Linked DNA regions of Mus musculus: region 1 is linked to region 2. A link is a loop called in an ENCODE intact Hi-C map of the cell type or tissue named here. Cell type or tissue: gastrocnemius. All regions are shown on one strand. Links, peaks and the distances in the headings refer to the core of each region. The heading gives the core; the rest is flanking DNA. Region 1 holds the start of Trappc13 (trafficking protein particle complex 13). Region 2 holds the start of Ppwd1 (peptidylprolyl isomerase domain and WD repeat containing 1).

Region 1 (8,402 bases), core at 53-8,052, 49 kb before region 2:
AAAAAAAAAAAAAAGATGTTAGTTTACTGGACGCCAATGTAGAATAAGAGCACAACACAGAAGTTCTCGTGATTTCCCAAATTAAAGCAGTGACCAGAAGTTCCAGCACACAAGGCCTCAAGAATGGAGCCAGTCAGGATCTGATCTACAAGTTGTGGTTCCTAACCAGGCTAAAGGTAAATATAATAAAGGTTCTTCTATATCTACACACACACACACACACACACACACACACACACACACACACGTTTAGTCTTTTACTCCCCAAACGTGAGAGAACTAATTTATGGTCTTACACACTGCTACAAAAACTATGACCCTGATTTCTGTCGTGATGTCACAACAAAACCAGTCTGATTCTTAAGAATTAAGAGGTAACTGTATAATGAATCATTTTACAGCCTTAAAATAACCATATTTTTCCTAAGATTAAGTTTTAGTATAGACTTAATATGTGATGACATAGTCTTTAAGTACTTGAGAATGATCACTTCTTGACCTTTTCTGGCTTACAATCAAGGATGAGGAATTAATGAGCTTATTTTTGTTTTCTTTACCCCTTTTCAGTGTAAAGAAGGACATCAAGAATTCTTTTATTGTTGTCTGAACATATTCAGTGATATACTAAAGAAACAAGTGAAATTTTGAGAGCTCTTTTTAGGTCAAATGTAGTTTCAAGAAAAACAAAAGGGAGTGAGGATGTAGCTCAGTCAGTAGAGTGCTTGCCTAGCATGCACAAAGCCCTGGGTTCAAATCCCAGCATACCATAAACTGGGTATAATGGTGCTCATCTGTGATCTGAGCATCTGGAAGGTGGAGGCGAGGGGGCCGGGGACACTTGGTCATTCTCAGCCACACTGAGAGTTTAAGGTCAAGTCACTAAGTGTCTTCTCTTTCTACAAATGAAGAATAATAACAAATACAACTCCCTACCACTGAGATTTTTGGTAGCTTCTAAGTTGTGTGAAATCACACTTAGCAGCTCATATAATTGTTTTAAGTTCATATAGAAATCATAACGATCCATGAAAGAGCTGTTTCATTTTCTAGGAGGCAACAATACCTTAGAAAGATGATTTTTGAATTATTGCCCTGATCTCTTACTAGACATGTTATCTTGGAAAAGCTGCTAGACCTTAAAAGATAAGTTATCTTTTAAGCCCACACACTAGATGTAAGACGGAGATAATGAATATCCAGTAAGTTCCTTTCAAACACATATAATCTATTTTAGTCTAGATCGTGTGGAAGTCTACAGGTCTCATTGTTGTATTGATAAATATTGCAAACCTTCTTAGTTCCACATTCATAGACAGTCATATTAACTGCAGACATCAAAACAGGATTGTAGGTTAGGAATGGAACTGGCGAGCTTCTGGAATGCAAGATGTGTATGGAGCTCACAGAGAATGAGGGAGGAATGTGGAGTATATCAAAAGGGATGCCTTAAAGAAGGTTAAGTGCAATTCAATCTAGTTTAAATGTCTTGTAACCATTTCTCCCTATCAGTTGAAGTCACTGTTAACTTTATAAATGCACATCCCAAAAGCAAGAAAGTGCATTGTGGCAGTAGCAAACATAAAAAAGAGGCTGAAAATGTTTTTAAATAAAAGGTTATCGATAAGCAAATTCAAGGAAAATCTGACCTCTTATCTTTTTTTTTCTGATCAAATTAAATCATTAAAACGTATTCAAAACTTCTGCGTATAGACAGTTAAAGTTGTTAAGATAGTCTAGTCAATTTTCCCACAAACATGATACTACAGTATGAATTAATTTGTAGTATATTTCAACAAATCTAAGAAGTATTAGGTGTAGTTCCACTTATTTCAAATCCTTGGTATTATCGTGCTACACTATCTACAGATAAGTTAAATTCTGGTAACTTCATCCCTGCGCCATGGACAGATTTAGGAGCAATTTTTGAAAAAAACATATCAAATGCCAGCTGAAATTTATGCTGGTTCACAGAGATCTCTGCGGCAGGGTCGAGGCGCGTGAGCTTCAGTGGACAAAACGTGGTGGCTGCGGTAGCAGAGACCTCTCAGAGCTTGGGTTCGCATTTCATTCCAGGAAGAGCAGGAAGGCGAGTTGCCGGGGTTAGGGACAAGGCCTACTTCGGGGATCCTTCGCACAATGAGGGTACAGGCAAACAACAGAGTGAGGAGTCTCAGGTTAGCAAGTTTACCTTTTAGCGCCAGCAGGTGCTCCTGTTTGGGGGGATTCACTTCCATCTTGGCGGGCACTTCTGACCTCAGCCTACGCAGGCTGAAGTTTCACCGGGTCTGGAAGGAAAGTGCAAAGCACAGGTCCCGGAAGATCGGGCTTCAAACGCACGCCCGACTTCTTTCTGCTCGTGAGGACTTAAATTCTCTTGTCACTAAATCCTTTACGGCCCCAGTGAAATCTTTGTACCATGGCCATTCCTTAGCTCAGAAGCACACACTTGCCTCAACCACTAAGGCTGACTACAACGATCCACTTCTTGCTGACAATTCGCGGCTTCCCAAAAGCTTTCATTGCCCGGTGGGGGTGGGGGAGGGCGCTACTGTCATGGCATGCTGGGATTTGTAGTTCATCATATACAAATTTCGCAGTGTACGCGGGGCAGGTGGCATGTAGCTCAGTCCTTTATTCTGATTCGTTTCAGTTCTAGAGAAAAAATATTGTTACAGGAATGTCATTTTCACCATAAAATTTTATTTATGTTCCATACTTAAAAAAAAAAAATTTCTCCTCTCCATTACTCGCAGATGCTTTCATGAAAAACAGTGCGCACGCGCAAGCCGTACAGCCAATGACTGACGGGAGAGAAAAGGTCAGAAGGGACCGAACGGCTCGCCATCTATCCTGCGCATGCGTGAGGGCGGCATGCGCCGAGGCTTCTGGGTAGGACGCTCAACCCCTCCTCTCAGTAAAAGGCTCTCCTGCAGCTGTGGCGCGGCTCCATCCAGGATGGCTGCCCTCGCTGTAAACAAGCCCGGAGCCGGAGTAGACAGTGGGCGGCAGGGCAGCCGGGGGACGGCTGTGGTGAAGGTGAGGGAACTTGCGTGCTCTGTTCTCCACCTGCGGCCTCCCTTCGGTTCGTCCTGGAGACCTGGCCGCGACTGTGTGGCCCAGGCTTGGCCGGGTGGGATGCGCGGCCTCTGGTGGGCGTTACAAGCCTTTCCGCCCTTCCGCGGTCCTTGCCCCGCGGAGCTGAAGTTGCCTGGTCTTCTACCTCAAGTGTCAACGTTGTCCGTGGGGCTGTTTGTGAAAAGCATCGCGTGAAAGTTGACCTGGATTTATTTGGTCTTTCCCCTAGTCTTCTGTTTCTAGTGATGCCTCAACAGGCGTTACTTACTTGACTTGGTTGTATTAAACACTTATTGCAATAGACAAGTACTGTCGTAGATGGTTCAGCTCGCAAATATCTACTTAAAAGGTAGATGTTAAATCGCATTTTACATGGGAGGAACCCTAGGTTTAAGTTAATACAGTATGTGCTAAGGGCTCAGAGTTTACTGGTTGTCAACGTCTGCCATTCAACATTGCCCTGAACAGTAGAGACTGGAAACTTCTGAACTCTCCAACTGCAGCACATTTGGGCTTTAACACTAGATGTATGGAGTTTATAACTCTCTGGTTAGAAGATTCTACCGTCTACTTATTTACGAGCTACATTTACTAAAAATTAAGTGCAAGTGTGAAGATCATTTTCCTCACCCACTGTAACCTAGATCTAAAAGGGGCAGGCGTTTTAGGGAGTCACTCGGAAAGATTATCTGTTGCCAAGAGATTAAACAACAACTCTTTCTGAGTGTGTTGACGACAGGACATTTTTTTAATTCCCAGAAGTAATTTTAATGGACACTTGGATTTATAACAGTGAACCCAAGTCTGGTTGGACATTCTTTTAACTCGTTAAATGGTAGATATCTCTTTCTGTCTCTGTCTCTCTCTATAGCAAAGGTCTGCTTTTGAGGAATATATGCCTACGATGTATTATCAGTCGTATTTTATTGGTGTTGAATCAGTTAACTTTTTATATTAATGAAATTTAGAGAAGCCCTCATTAAGCATATTTTGTGCTTATTGAGATTTAATATTTTGAATTGTGTTTTTGCCAAATGGGAATACTTGCAGAATATTTTGTCATTCTTTTCCTATAATTGGAATATCATGTCTAATTCTCCTTAACACTTCGTTTTACTTTACTCATAAAGTATTCTGCATATGTACATGAAAAACATAACGGTTGTAGTTATGGCATATGAATGCACTATAATTTCCCTTTCAATTTAGTATTTATATGTATCTTTCCTTGTTTTTAATTAATGATACAAATAGTGCTTTAAAGAGTTACACACTGGTTTTGTCATATGTGGGCTGGATGTTATTCACTAGTAGACCATTTACCTGCTATGTGCAGGAACCTGAGATTTCCCAGTGGCAGAAACAGCAATAGCAACAAAGAAGAAAGCACTTGGATCCTGTCATGTATGTATGACGCAGTTTAGAGTAAGTTCCATAAGTACTGCTAAATTGTGTCCATGAATGCTATTATTAGTCAATAGACTTTTTGTATTAGTCAGTGAAATTGTTTTCCTATACTTCTATTAATACAAAACTTTAACAACTTTTTGAAAAAAATATCTTGATGTAGTTATTCTTTGTTCTCTAATGAGTTAGACTGAAATCTTAATATAAAGTTTTCTTTAACATTTAGCAGGTATTTATCTCTTTTTTTTCCCTATGAATTATACCACATTTAAGTTTCTTTTGAATTATTACCAGTATGTGAGGTAACTACAAATTACCAGTTTAATTGTAGTAAAAGAAATTTGTATCTCAGTTTCTAAGTCTAAATGTATTAGAGAATCAAGTTGTCTTCTGACCTCCATACTTGTTCTGTGGCACCTTATATATGTGTGTGCACACACATCCACACATAGAAAATAGCATAAACTTGTAAAAGATTAATGGAGTCATACTATATGTCAAAAATTGAATAATTTATCTATCTATAGAAGAAAGCAAGGGTGTCTCTATTTTAGGTTTTAAAATACTAAGAAACATGCCTGGCTTGGTCAATTGTTTTTAAATCTAAAATATGTGAATATTGTTTCAGTAGTGTTTACAGGGCACATGTTTCTGTTTTATATACAGGTTCTGGAGTGTGGGGTTTGTGAAGATGTCTTCTCTTTGCAAGGAGATAAAGTTCCTCGCCTCCTCCTCTGTGGCCACACAGTCTGTCATGACTGTCTTACTCGCTTGCCTCTGCATGGAAGAGCAATACGTTGCCCATTTGATCGACAAGTAACAGACCTAGGTAGGAAAATTATATGAGGTTAAAGTGAAAAATTATTCAAACACAAATGTCACAGAAAACAAATTTTTACACCTGACTTTTTATGTTACGTTCCAAAGAGCTTTCACAATCTGAGTCTCTACTAAGGTAGATGAGGTCCACTCTTAACTGCCATGGGAATCTGAAACTTCCATAGCTATGCTTAACACAAAAAGCTTTAAGAAGTATCAGAAATATATGCTACCCTTATTCAAAGAAATGAGACTACTTTATTCATCCCAGGTTAAGTCCTACTAATGCTCTGAATACAGAACATGGTTTCTTTTTTTAAATGAAAGGTAATCAAAATATAAAGTCATTCAACTCTCAGTATTTCCTCCCTCCCTCACTCCTTCCTTCCTTTTTTCTCTTCCTTCCTTTCGTCGAGATAGGGTTTCTCTGTGTAGCCCTGGCTGTCCTGAAACTTGGTTTGTGGATCAGACTGGCCTTGACTGAGATCTGTCTGCCTCTAGCTCCCCAGTCCTGAATTAGAGGTGTGCACCACCATGGCCTCCTAGGTCCTTGCATGTTTTTACAACTACTTGGGAATCAGTGTTGACATATTTTAAATGTAAAAGTGTGTGTGTGTGGGTTTACCCAAATCCAGTTAGGTTGGCAGAAGATGCCTTTATCCAAAGATCTATCTCACTGGCTCAGGTTTAGAAAGTACAACATTAACATTTGAACAGTTATTTCACAGTTTAATGTAAATTCTTAATTTATTCTGTAAGATAAAAGAATTTTTCCCAAAATTTTTTAAGGCTGACTTTTTTCCCCTCAGGTGTTTATCAGTACTTAAGACCAGGGCTCGTGGAAGGAGTGAACCGACTCCTGACCTCCATACTTGCTCTGTTGCACCTTATATATGTGTGTGCACACACATCCACACATAGAAAATAGCATAAACTTGTAAAAGATTAGTGGAGTCATACTATATGTCAAAAATTGAATAATTTATCTATCTATAGAAGAAAGCAAGGGTGTCTCTATTTTAGGTTTTAAAATACTAAGAAACATGGCTTTGACATGTTTTCTTAAGGTTGTGGCTGTCTTTATTTCCTAGAAAGCTAATGAAAAACACTAATGATATTACACAGATAATATTAATGTACTATAAGCCATAAAGTAATAGCAGTGGAAACTGTCAATTTTCAGATAATGGTCTTTAAGATTGACGATGATCTGAGGTAAATCTTCCTTTTTGCAACAGTGAGGTGGTCTACATGAGTGGATGCTCAGTGTTCCTCAGCATGCATCGTGAGGAACAGAGCTTTCTCAGCTGCCCTAAACCCTGAGGATTTGCAGGGACAACACAAGTCTGTATTTTGGTTACTTTTAGTTTTTTTTAGTTTTTGTCTTGTTTTGTTTTGTTTTTGTTTTTCGAGACAGGGTTTCTCTGTGTAGCCCTGGCTGTCCTGGAACTCACTCTGTTGACCAGGCTGGCCTCAAACTTAGAAATCCACCTGCCTCTGCTTTCTGAGTGCTGGGATTAAAGGCGTGCACCACCAATGCCCAGCCAAGTTTGTGTTTTTTAAAACCATAAAGTTGTAGAGTTGTATTTATTTTTTACAGCTACAAAATTGTTAGTTACTCCTGGGAGTTTGTATGTTCCCTACATAATGACTGAATTTTGGGAAATTCTTCAAGGCCATATTTTTAAATGATTGTTCTGAATGCTTAAATGTTTATATAGATGGAGTAGATGAAGACCAATGTTCCAACGTGTTAAAGTAAGGGACTGTCCAAGTGATCAGTGGTCTCTATAAATTGGCTAAGTTTTGGAAGCTGTGTTAGGCTTCCTATATATTTTCAGTTAATATCAGTTGTTCTTGGATTTCTGATGGGATTGAAAAACTACATAGTCTCCTAGCCAGCCCATGCTTTTTGCTTTGAGAGGGTCAGATTTGAGAGGATGGTTTTCAGATGGTATTCAATCTAAAGCCAAGACATAGCCAGGTGCAGAACTATAGTTTTTAAAGTAAGGATAGATGACAGAGGTTCTATTTAATTAACAAAGATGATGGAATGGATGTTAGGTCTCATGTACTTTATAAATTACAAAATAATAATAGTTGTGTTCAGTTATATCTGAGATAAAATAGTCTTTTAATTAGACAGAAGGGGGGGGGATGTTGTGGATAACCCTGGGGCAAATTCTATTTGATGTTAATTCTATTCTCCTGTGAGTGGTTGTGAACAAGGACTGAGTCAGCACTCAGGTGAGTTCCTGTAAACCTGCTTCCCACCTTAATTTGTAAAATAAAGGAGAGCTGATGATTGGACAGATAAAAGGGAAGGTGGAGAGGAATGTAGAGAGAGGGAGAAGGAGGAGAAAATGGAAGAGGGAGAGGACGCAGAGGAGGAGGAAGAAGAAGAAAAGTGGAGCAGAAGCACATGGCCTAGAGAAACTGCAAGTTCTAAGGGGTCTCATAAATGTGGAAGATGGTAGTGTAGTGGTAGATCTGCCCAATGTTGGCACACAGCATGTATTCATATTAACTGAGTTGTGTTTTCATTGCCTGGGCATATTTGGGTTGGAGATTTACCGCAACAAAATGGCACCCAATGTGGGCCATTTTGTAAAATACATGGGACACACAGAAATAAGGAAGAGACCTTGCAGAGGGGCAGCAAAGCTGAGGAAGACTTGCTTGAGTGCTCAGATTACAGAGAAAGGGGGGATAAACATAGCTTCATTTTAAAAAAACAGAATGATTTTGGTTTGTTTCTAAGGAAAAAAGGATGAGAAACAGGCAAGGACCCTGATGACCTCCGTCCTTGAACATGTTAAGTACATACTCAGCTACTGAGCTAAACTTCTTCCCCCTATAATATCTTTAAAAAGAAATAGAGTAAAACACAGCATTATTTTCGTTTAAAAAAAAAGTCTATTAATGCATATGTGGCCTTCATTCTTGTATATGTTTTCTTATGTGTGGCTGTTTGTGTGTTTTTATTGGCCTGTATGCAGGTGCCCTTGCTACTGCTTGCTTCAGAGATCCCCTGTCTTTAACCCTTAATACCAGAATAAAAAGTGAGCCACCATACCCACTTTCATTTATGTGGATTTGAG
Region 2 (8,358 bases), core at 359-8,358:
TCGGGTTAGAAAAGCAGTGCTAGTATCTACCGGTTGCTTTATACAGTAACAAGTCTAAACTGCGTTTGGTCAGAATTATTCTATTATTATACTATTAAAGCTTTATATCTCAAATGCAATTTGTTTTAAGAGATCAAGAGTAGACTCTTCTAAAGTATTCCCTCCAACGTTGATAATCACTGTCAATATAATCTAAGCCCTAATTAAAACTCATCCACATTTCTACAACAGCTGCCTGTTCTCCTTGTTCCTATTTTTGCCCTATTTTAATGCATTAGTATGGCCAACGTGCTCCTTTTAAAAATAGGAATGTGATGTTACTTGCTCACAGGTCCAAAAATCCAAATAAAGAACAGAAAGCTAGAATTTAGCATATTAATTTTTTGCTTTAGCTTCTTCTGCCCCTTACTCTATTCCAGTTTTCTCACTTATAAAAAGAAAATTTTAAGATTCTTAAACTATTAAGATAAATGAGATAATTAATGAAATATAGCTCAAATAGGATCTATACATATCATGAGCTAAAAAATCAGGGGACCATTTTTACTGTTATTACCATTCTTTGAAATTTCCTATACATCCATTTTGAAGGTCCTCTGATAATTCCAGGAGGTTTGAGTTACATTATCTTCTCTATAAACACCAAAGAGGCCAATTTATTACCATTTCTATCTTAATACACTTTCTTCCTAGGAAAGCTGATAACATGATTCAGCCATTACTGACTTTTATCACCAAATATACATACACATACTAGGATGTTCTGTCTGACATATTTTATTTTAAATAAGAAAACATGCAGGGTTTTGTTTAAGTATTATAGAATTTGCAAAATTAAATCTATGAAATCCCCAAATTACTTCTGTAAGTCCACTCATAATTAAGCTTTAGATTTTTTTCTGAGAATGTATACTATGATATACTTGGGGCTGGAGAGGCAGCTCAGTAGTTATGAGCACCGGCTGCTGTTTCAGGGGACCTGAGTTTAATTCCTAGCACCTACATGGCAGTTTACACTTTACAAAGGTCTGTAATGCTGATTCTGAGAGATTCATTGCACTCTTTTGGCTTCTGTAGGTATCAGGCATGCAGGTGGTGCAGAAACACATTCAAAACACTCATGCGTATAAGATAAATGTAAAATGTAAAGGACAAAGTATGACACACTTACTTGGTACATACCACATGTGTGATAACATCTCTGTGCATGTAACTGCGCTCATACATGGATGCACTGGGGAGATTATCAAGGTAGACTCTTTCGAACTCCAGAACTGGGGGAGGGGGTCAAAAGTATTTTTAGTGAATGAAATTAACATGATTATTTAGAATTTTCTAAATTTTTATATTACCTTCTACATTTTAATTTCTTTCAATAAACATATGGGATACGAAAATCCAGTATTTGTTAATACCAGTTATAACTTTTATTACTTCAGAAGTTAGTATGTCAGGTTCCCTGGGATTATATAAAAACTGTTTCAAAGACTTTATGTCTGCTGCAGTGTCTGTCAGGTGTGTACAGGCAGGAACCCAATGAGGCCAGCAGAGGATGGTGAATGAATCTGAAATAGAATTCCAGCTGGTTTATGAGCTGTTTCCTGTGGGTCCTGAGAACCAAATGTAGGTGTTTTGCAGGATCAGCAAGTCTTCTCACAACTGAGCTTCTAGCTCCTGGTTCAAAGTTTTTGATAACTGTGAATGGTTCTGGCTTAATATGAATGTGTAAAGAAATATAAAGCTTTACGGAAATGATTTCTATAACCATATAGAAACTAGTAGTAAGTGTTAATGTAACAAAAGCTGACAGCTATTTGTAAGATGTATGTTTAAAGACATTATTCCTCTATTAAAGAGTCAGTATAAAGACCTGAAACATAAAAACAAACAAAACACTTAGCTGTTTATAGTTGAGAAAATCCTAGCAAATCTACTTGAGTGCCTTTCAGATAGTTTTCTAAAGTATAACACCTAGAAAAATGGAAAATCGATGATCATCAAAAAAAAAATCTTAATTTTATGATGAGCCATGATCAATTTTTAGAAAATGCACTGTTTCCAAATAAAAAGATCAAACTTGCCTATATAAAGCTAGCAAATTAAACATGACCAACTATTAGGTTCTTGTTACTGCTATGTGGCACACTCAAAATTATGTATGACAAATTGCTTTTCAAATTTTTTTTAGTAACAGAATCCCCATTTTTATGTGTGCCTAGTAAAATTTTCTTAAAATGGCCTTTCTTGGGTTCTTGTAGTAACTGTATAGTAAGGGTTAGGATTAGCATTTTGTGATAATATACGTATATGTATATAAACACACACACATATATACATACACATTCTTAAAAAGTTTTCCTTTCTTCCCTTCTTCAGTTTTTCAGCTTGGAGCTAGGTATTAATTAGGATTACAGCATTAATTCTAAGAGCCCAGGACAATGAAAATGAGGGCCATATACCAGTCATCTTAGGGCAGGACGTGCCTAGGAACATTGGAGTCACACCAATCCTGGGCTGCTTATTTCATAAAAGTGGTACTCCAGTATCTTTTTAATGCTGTTGTTTATTGGAATTTTCTGTAGTGAATATTTTCCTATATTCCAGATTGCTTTTGTTGTTCACTAATTCATTTAAATATATTCAAGGGAACATGCACAGAAAGAAGAGAAAGACATAATTATTTTCCTTAGGAAATAGTTTATTTTAAGACAGGCAAGATGGCTCCGAGTAACAATGCTTGCCTCTGGCAACCTGAGTTCAATCTTTGGAATCCACACAAAGGTGGATGTAGAGAACCAACTCTACAAGGTGACATTGTCCTCTGCCCTCCACTCTTGTACTAAGTATAAGCGTTCCCACCTCTCTGGTCCCACCAACACATAATATACCTGACACCCACATAGTATACATGCCTGCAAAACACCCTTACACATAAAATAATAGTAATAATAATAATAAATGTTTAAAAAATAGCTTAACTCAAAGTACTATAAAACAACCATATATCATTGTGAACATATACACACAAAAGTCTAATCTTGCCTACATTTCCAAAAATTTTAAATCACTAAGCACCTGTCATCCTCCCTCAAACTCAAACTCCATTGGTTGGCTTAAAAAAAAAATCTGGCTAAGGGAAAAGATTTTTCACATGATATACCTATTCCTGTCCCAACTCTATTGTTCATAAGACACTTGTTTCCTATGTCAGCATTTCAAAGTTTGGTTTTTCTTTTTCATTTTGTTTCGTTTTCCTTCCTAAATTATCCTTCCATTCTTTCCACCTAAGCAGTTCTTGTAGTAATATTTAGGTGAAATAATAACAGCACAAATGTTATAAAATATTCATTTAAACTTGTATGCAAAACACTGTATTGAAGTGTTGGAGCCGAAAGTACAAGATCCTTGTTCTTACATGATTAGGCTAGTAGTGTTCAGGAAGTCACATGAGTAAACACACAACTACAAAAAGTAGTAAGTGCCTCGAAGGCAAAAGCAGGATTGGGCAGAAAAAGTAAGGAGCTAACTAAAGGGTGTCACTATCCAATGTTCAAAAAGCACTGACCTAAAACCTAGACCTGTTAAAAAGCTAGCATGGTTAAAGGAGAGAAATGACTCCAGATAGAGACACTTCACAGTATCTGGACAGGAACGTAGAGGAGCCCTTGCTCAAGGACAAGGTAGGGTTTTGAGAATGGACAGAATTGGGAGTCCTGCTTGGGGAAATAAAGAGAGACAAACTGCCTCATAATCCATGTTAAGGTGTTTGGGCTTTGTTCTGAAAATAAAAGATTTTTAAATAGTTCCACAGTCAGAATTGAGATTAACGCGTGAGCGAACGAACACACACACACACACAACCCTAAGACATTTATGAAAAAGTTCCTAGAACAGTCTTTAAAACAGTAAATATTATCTCTTTACCAAACTTTAATATTATAAAATCTTGTTATTATTCACGTTAGTGGCAAAACTTTACTATATTGTCTCGAGTATGGCTTCATATCCAGCTAGCTTAAGCAACTTCCCCTGAGTTTGAAAATTCATTACTAGACGAGTCAGGGTTGAAAGCTTAAGTGTTTATGATTCTGAGAGCTCCTTCCCACACCTGCTCAATCAATATTAGGAATTCCAACTTCACACAGCAGCTATGAGGTCAAAAAAAGCATCCAAACACAGAAATACAGACAAGCACTAGTTTGTATCATCTCTGACAGTCAGGAATCAACGGTGTTCCTTTTTTTTTTTTTTTTTTTAACACGCCATACTAACACCAATTCACTCTTTAGGGAGGAAATGCAGTGAAGATCGTCCGTTCTAAGTGCACAAACCCACAATCTCACTCCCGCCCGTGGGCGTGCTTGAGATCAACCCTCCCACTCGGCCGGAGTAGCCGTCCAGCTTGCTCGCGGGCTCTCCGCTGCTACCTTTCCTCTTCTTGGCAAGGGTTGCCTCCACCGGTAAAGGCCCGACCCAGCGCTCTTCATTCTCATCATCATTTTCTTCGCTCCCCGCCACTGCCAGGGCCGGTTCTCGCTCGCTCAGTTCCGTTTTTTCTGATCCCTCTGGGTCTCGGCGCCTTCTCCTCCTCAGCTGCGAATCGCTCCCACTCTCGGTCGCCATGTCGTCCGAGGCGTTAGAAGAGACGCGACGACCGAGTGAACTAGGTTTCCCCGAGCCGCGGCGCAGCTTTTGTCCGTCAGCTGCCGGAAGCGCTTTTTGATTGGCTGCGGTGGGCGCAGCTGGTCCAATCAGCGAGCAGCGCGCGTAAACAGCGCGGCTTGGCTGTGTTGACGAGAGCGCTGAGGAGGCCGGAGGACTGAAGTGAGTTGAAACCGGCTCTGACTGGCAAAGGCCCCAGTTTTCTGTCAAGGAGGATGGCAGCTCGCGGGTTTGGGGGACCCAGGTACCCCCTAGATCGGACGCTTACGCCTTACGAACTGGAGGTCTCGCGCTTCTCGGCCTCTCGGGCCAATGCTGTTCTAGAACCTACCTGTTTTTTCCCGAAAAAGCCGAGGGGCGGGGTTGGAAGGAACTTTTTGTTAAAAAGAATGAAGTAGATTTCTATCAGCTAAACTATATATTGAAATTACTGTAATTTATAAGGTGGCCTCCCATTTAGAATATTCTTTTTGACTTGGAATGTGTATGTATGTGACGCGAGAAATTCACGAAGGGCCTGCGTGTTACGTTCCCGCGTCTCCACCTGCCTGCTCTATGTTTGACGATTAGCATATAGTCTATGAGCCTTTGCTATTTCTGGATCTTTATATTTCTGTATAGGTCTAGAATTTCCTCATCAAGTGCGACAGAGTTTTTGTCGCCTTTAAGATGTTAATTAAGATAAAAGAGGACAATTTGGGGGGAGTTGACATCTTCGCGTTATTGACACCTTTAACCTAGGAGCATGCTACCGTGTTCTGTCTATTCCAACAACAAAGCTGCATCCTGTACCACTTCTCCGTTGGTAATTTACAGGTTAAGCAATTTAAGACTTAAAAATTCCTTATGAGTAAAAAAATACATTGGGGCGGTGTTTATTCTGATTTACATCTGATGTTGTAAACTACAGGTCCTCTCTACATCCTTAAAATTACCTAACTGTACCTCATGATACACTATCATCTTTACAACAGCCATCTAGTAACCTTGCCCTGGATGACTATATTCATTAATATGCTATCTTTTGTTGTTTTAATTGGGCCACTAGTTAGTAATTTAAAGTGGGCTACTATCCAAAGTTGCTTTATATTCTTTGAGTTTTCTTAAAGACAAAAACAAAAAACAAAAAAAACCAACATTCTGTAACCTTTCCCCCTCTCCTCTTAAAATTTTGTTTGTAAACCTTATAGCCTTTATGTGATAAGCTATTTCTCTGAACCCTGACCCCTTCTGAGATAGGATTTTTCTTTTATGTCCTGACTGTCCTTGAAAGGACAGAGATTCGAATGCCTCTGCTTCTGCTTCCCAAGTGCTGGGATTAAAGGCAGGGGTCACACCACCTGGCTGTATCTGCTCTTAAAATTCAAATTCCTTGATACTTCCTCACAGTGGATCACCTTAGGTTCCATTTCACTTAGTTGGAAGAAGTAATTCAAACACACCTTCCACAAGCTCTTACCAATACATCTCCTCACCTACCTGAATTTTGCACTCTTGTTTTTCTACTGACTCTCCTGTTACAATGGAACTTTTTAAAATTTAAATCCATTCTTCATTAGGTGGACACTTAGTTGATTACATATCTGGGCTATTGTGAATGGTGCTATAGTAAACAAGATTGTAAACATCTTTTTAACATGCTAGTTTCCTTTGGATATATATCTAATAGTGGAATTACTGGATCCTGTGGTAGTTCTGTTTCTAATTTTTGCTAACATCCATACTCTTTTTTTTTTTTTAATAATGGCTATATGAAAATATTCCCTCCAACAGGTGCGTGTTCATGTTTCTCTTTTGATAAAAAGGACTTTTTGTTTTTTTAGTCACTCCTACATTCAGCAGATAGTTGTTTAATGCATGTGTCTTTTTTTTTTTTTTTTAACGTTAGTAGTTGCAGTAAGGTGAAGAAAACTATAAAGGATATGTCAGAGAATAAACAAGAAGTACATCCAGATACTATTACAGATGTGGAAGCTGTTATAGATACAGAGGAAGAACTTATTAAAGAATGTGAAGAAATGTGGAAAGACATGGAAGATGTAAGTTTCAACAGATAAAAGTGATATATTAATATAATTTTACATAATTGACTTAGGAAAGAAACCGTGTTAGTTTCCGCATAACTATTTTTTTTATAAATTATTTGTATAGATTTTATACCTAAAAGCATTCTTTTAAAAATTTTTATACTTGATAAGCTATAGAAAGAGAAAAAAAATAATGGTAGTTTTGGTTCTCAGGGAGATTTTTTTTGCTTATAGAGGTCATTCATAATATTGTATATAATGCACCATTAAGGGTATTATGGTAGAATGCAAAAAACTATACTTAGGAGAAATGTGTAAGGCATTATGAAGGAGTCAAGGTTACCTTTCTACAAGAAGTAAATGGATAATTAAGAGCCTGTGAAATTAGGACAAGACAAAAATGGAAAAGTCCGAATGTATAGTTTAAAGAGGTTAGAGAAATCTTGGTAAGATTTTATGGAAAAATATATACTAGGAAAAGGAAATCTTGTGAACTGAGACTGTAGAGAATTAGCTTGGAATAAGAACATGGATTTTGTGGAGTGGGTTCAATGGGAGATCATTAAAAGGTTGAAATTCACTGTGAAATGATTGGCTACATGAAAACAACCATTTTGTTGTGTTTTAAGACAAGAGTACAGAAACAGGATGCTTTAAGAGAATCTCGTAGTCATCCTGGTAAGGCCTGATGAAGGCCTGAATGCTGTCATTGCAAGAGTGAATTCAATAGATTCTAAGAAGGTTGGAACTAAAGGACACAAAAGTTAATAAATGCCAGATTAGAGGAAATCATGAATCATTTTAGTACCTGTTTGGGACAGTAGATGTTGACTGAATTAGTATCCAAATTAGAGAATATAGCTGTAGAAATAATACATAATTAAGAGTTATGAGTGAAACAAATATAGAAATTAAAATGTTGACCTTGAAATTATGAACTTTTTTTTTTTTAGTGAGATAGAGGCACTTGATACACTATGCTATTTTGGTAAATTTTTTTTCTTTAACATATGATATAAATCACAGACACAAGTAATATCCTACTTCAGTAAAGCAAGAGGGGTGAATGAATTTTTTATGAATATAGAGAGCATCCTGCTCTTTTCACTAAACTTTATGAGTATGAACAATGAATAACATATTTTACAAAATTATTTTGTCAAAAATCCTTGGTGCTTTATGCCACTACTATATTTACTAAATAATTCTTATAATTCTTTTTTTGTTGTTTTCCACTATAGAAAATTGCATTTTACAAAATATCTTTAAATTTTACAGAAAATTACTACAATAAGATATGAGGACAGATAAGACTTAAGCTCCTCATATTTTAACGTATCAGACAACCATTAACATTGTTTGGTATTAAAGTCAGGCAAATAATATTTCTTTGAGGCATATCATGTTAACTACTTATTTGTTTTGTTATTATTCTATAGTACTTTTTTCATGTGTTTGCTTACCTCCCATTATGTGGCTTAGAATTCATGCAAGCTAGTGGGTGTTCTAATAATCACTGTTTTAGAGAGAGAGGGGAATGCAACCAAAGTTTCTGTAGGTGCTCTACTACTTAGCTACATATACAACTCTTCCCTTTTCCTTTTGATATACTCACTTTGGAACCAGTTTGACTGCCATCTTCATCTTATGTAAAAATTTAAATAAATTC

The links. A loop is a pair of places that touch in the nucleus more often than their neighbours do. Peaks named below come from ENCODE experiments on the same cell type or tissue, not always from the same donor. Only the 100,000 strongest peaks of a DNase experiment are listed, where the experiment ranks them.
Region 1: it touches region 2 in a loop (2.4-fold over the local background); 9 of 42 quality-filtered maps call a loop at or near these places.

Annotation. Positions count from the first base shown.
Region 1 is chr13:104,175,926-104,184,327 of GRCm38, forward strand. It overlaps Trappc13 (trafficking protein particle complex 13), which reads right to left and starts at 2,541. Exons shown (of 13, transcript NM_001093759.1): 1 at 2,189-2,541. The coding sequence starts at 2,234. Shld3 (shieldin complex subunit 3) reads right to left here and starts at 2,534. Exons shown (of 2, transcript NM_001365338.1): 1 at 2,189-2,534. Trim23 (tripartite motif-containing 23) reads left to right here and starts at 2,914. Exons shown (of 11, transcript NM_001361538.1): 1 at 2,914-3,036; 2 at 5,149-5,311. The coding sequence starts at 2,956. In gastrocnemius, for the core only: a CTCF peak has its summit at 3,133; DNase peaks (open chromatin) are centred at 2,552 and 2,835; H3K4me3 peaks cover 3,477 bases; H3K27ac peaks cover 2,843 bases.
Region 2 is chr13:104,224,179-104,232,536 of GRCm38, forward strand. It overlaps Ppwd1 (peptidylprolyl isomerase domain and WD repeat containing 1), which reads right to left and starts at 4,666. Exons shown (of 11, transcript NM_172807.4): 1 at 4,428-4,666; 2 at 1,172-1,274. The coding sequence starts at 4,623. It overlaps Cenpk (centromere protein K), which reads left to right and starts at 4,788. Exons shown (of 10, transcript NM_001377093.1): 1 at 4,788-4,824; 2 at 6,551-6,701. The coding sequence starts at 6,585. In gastrocnemius, for the core only: no CTCF peak of the experiment used is centred there; a DNase peak (open chromatin) is centred at 4,713; H3K4me3 peaks cover 2,236 bases; H3K27ac peaks cover 1,217 bases.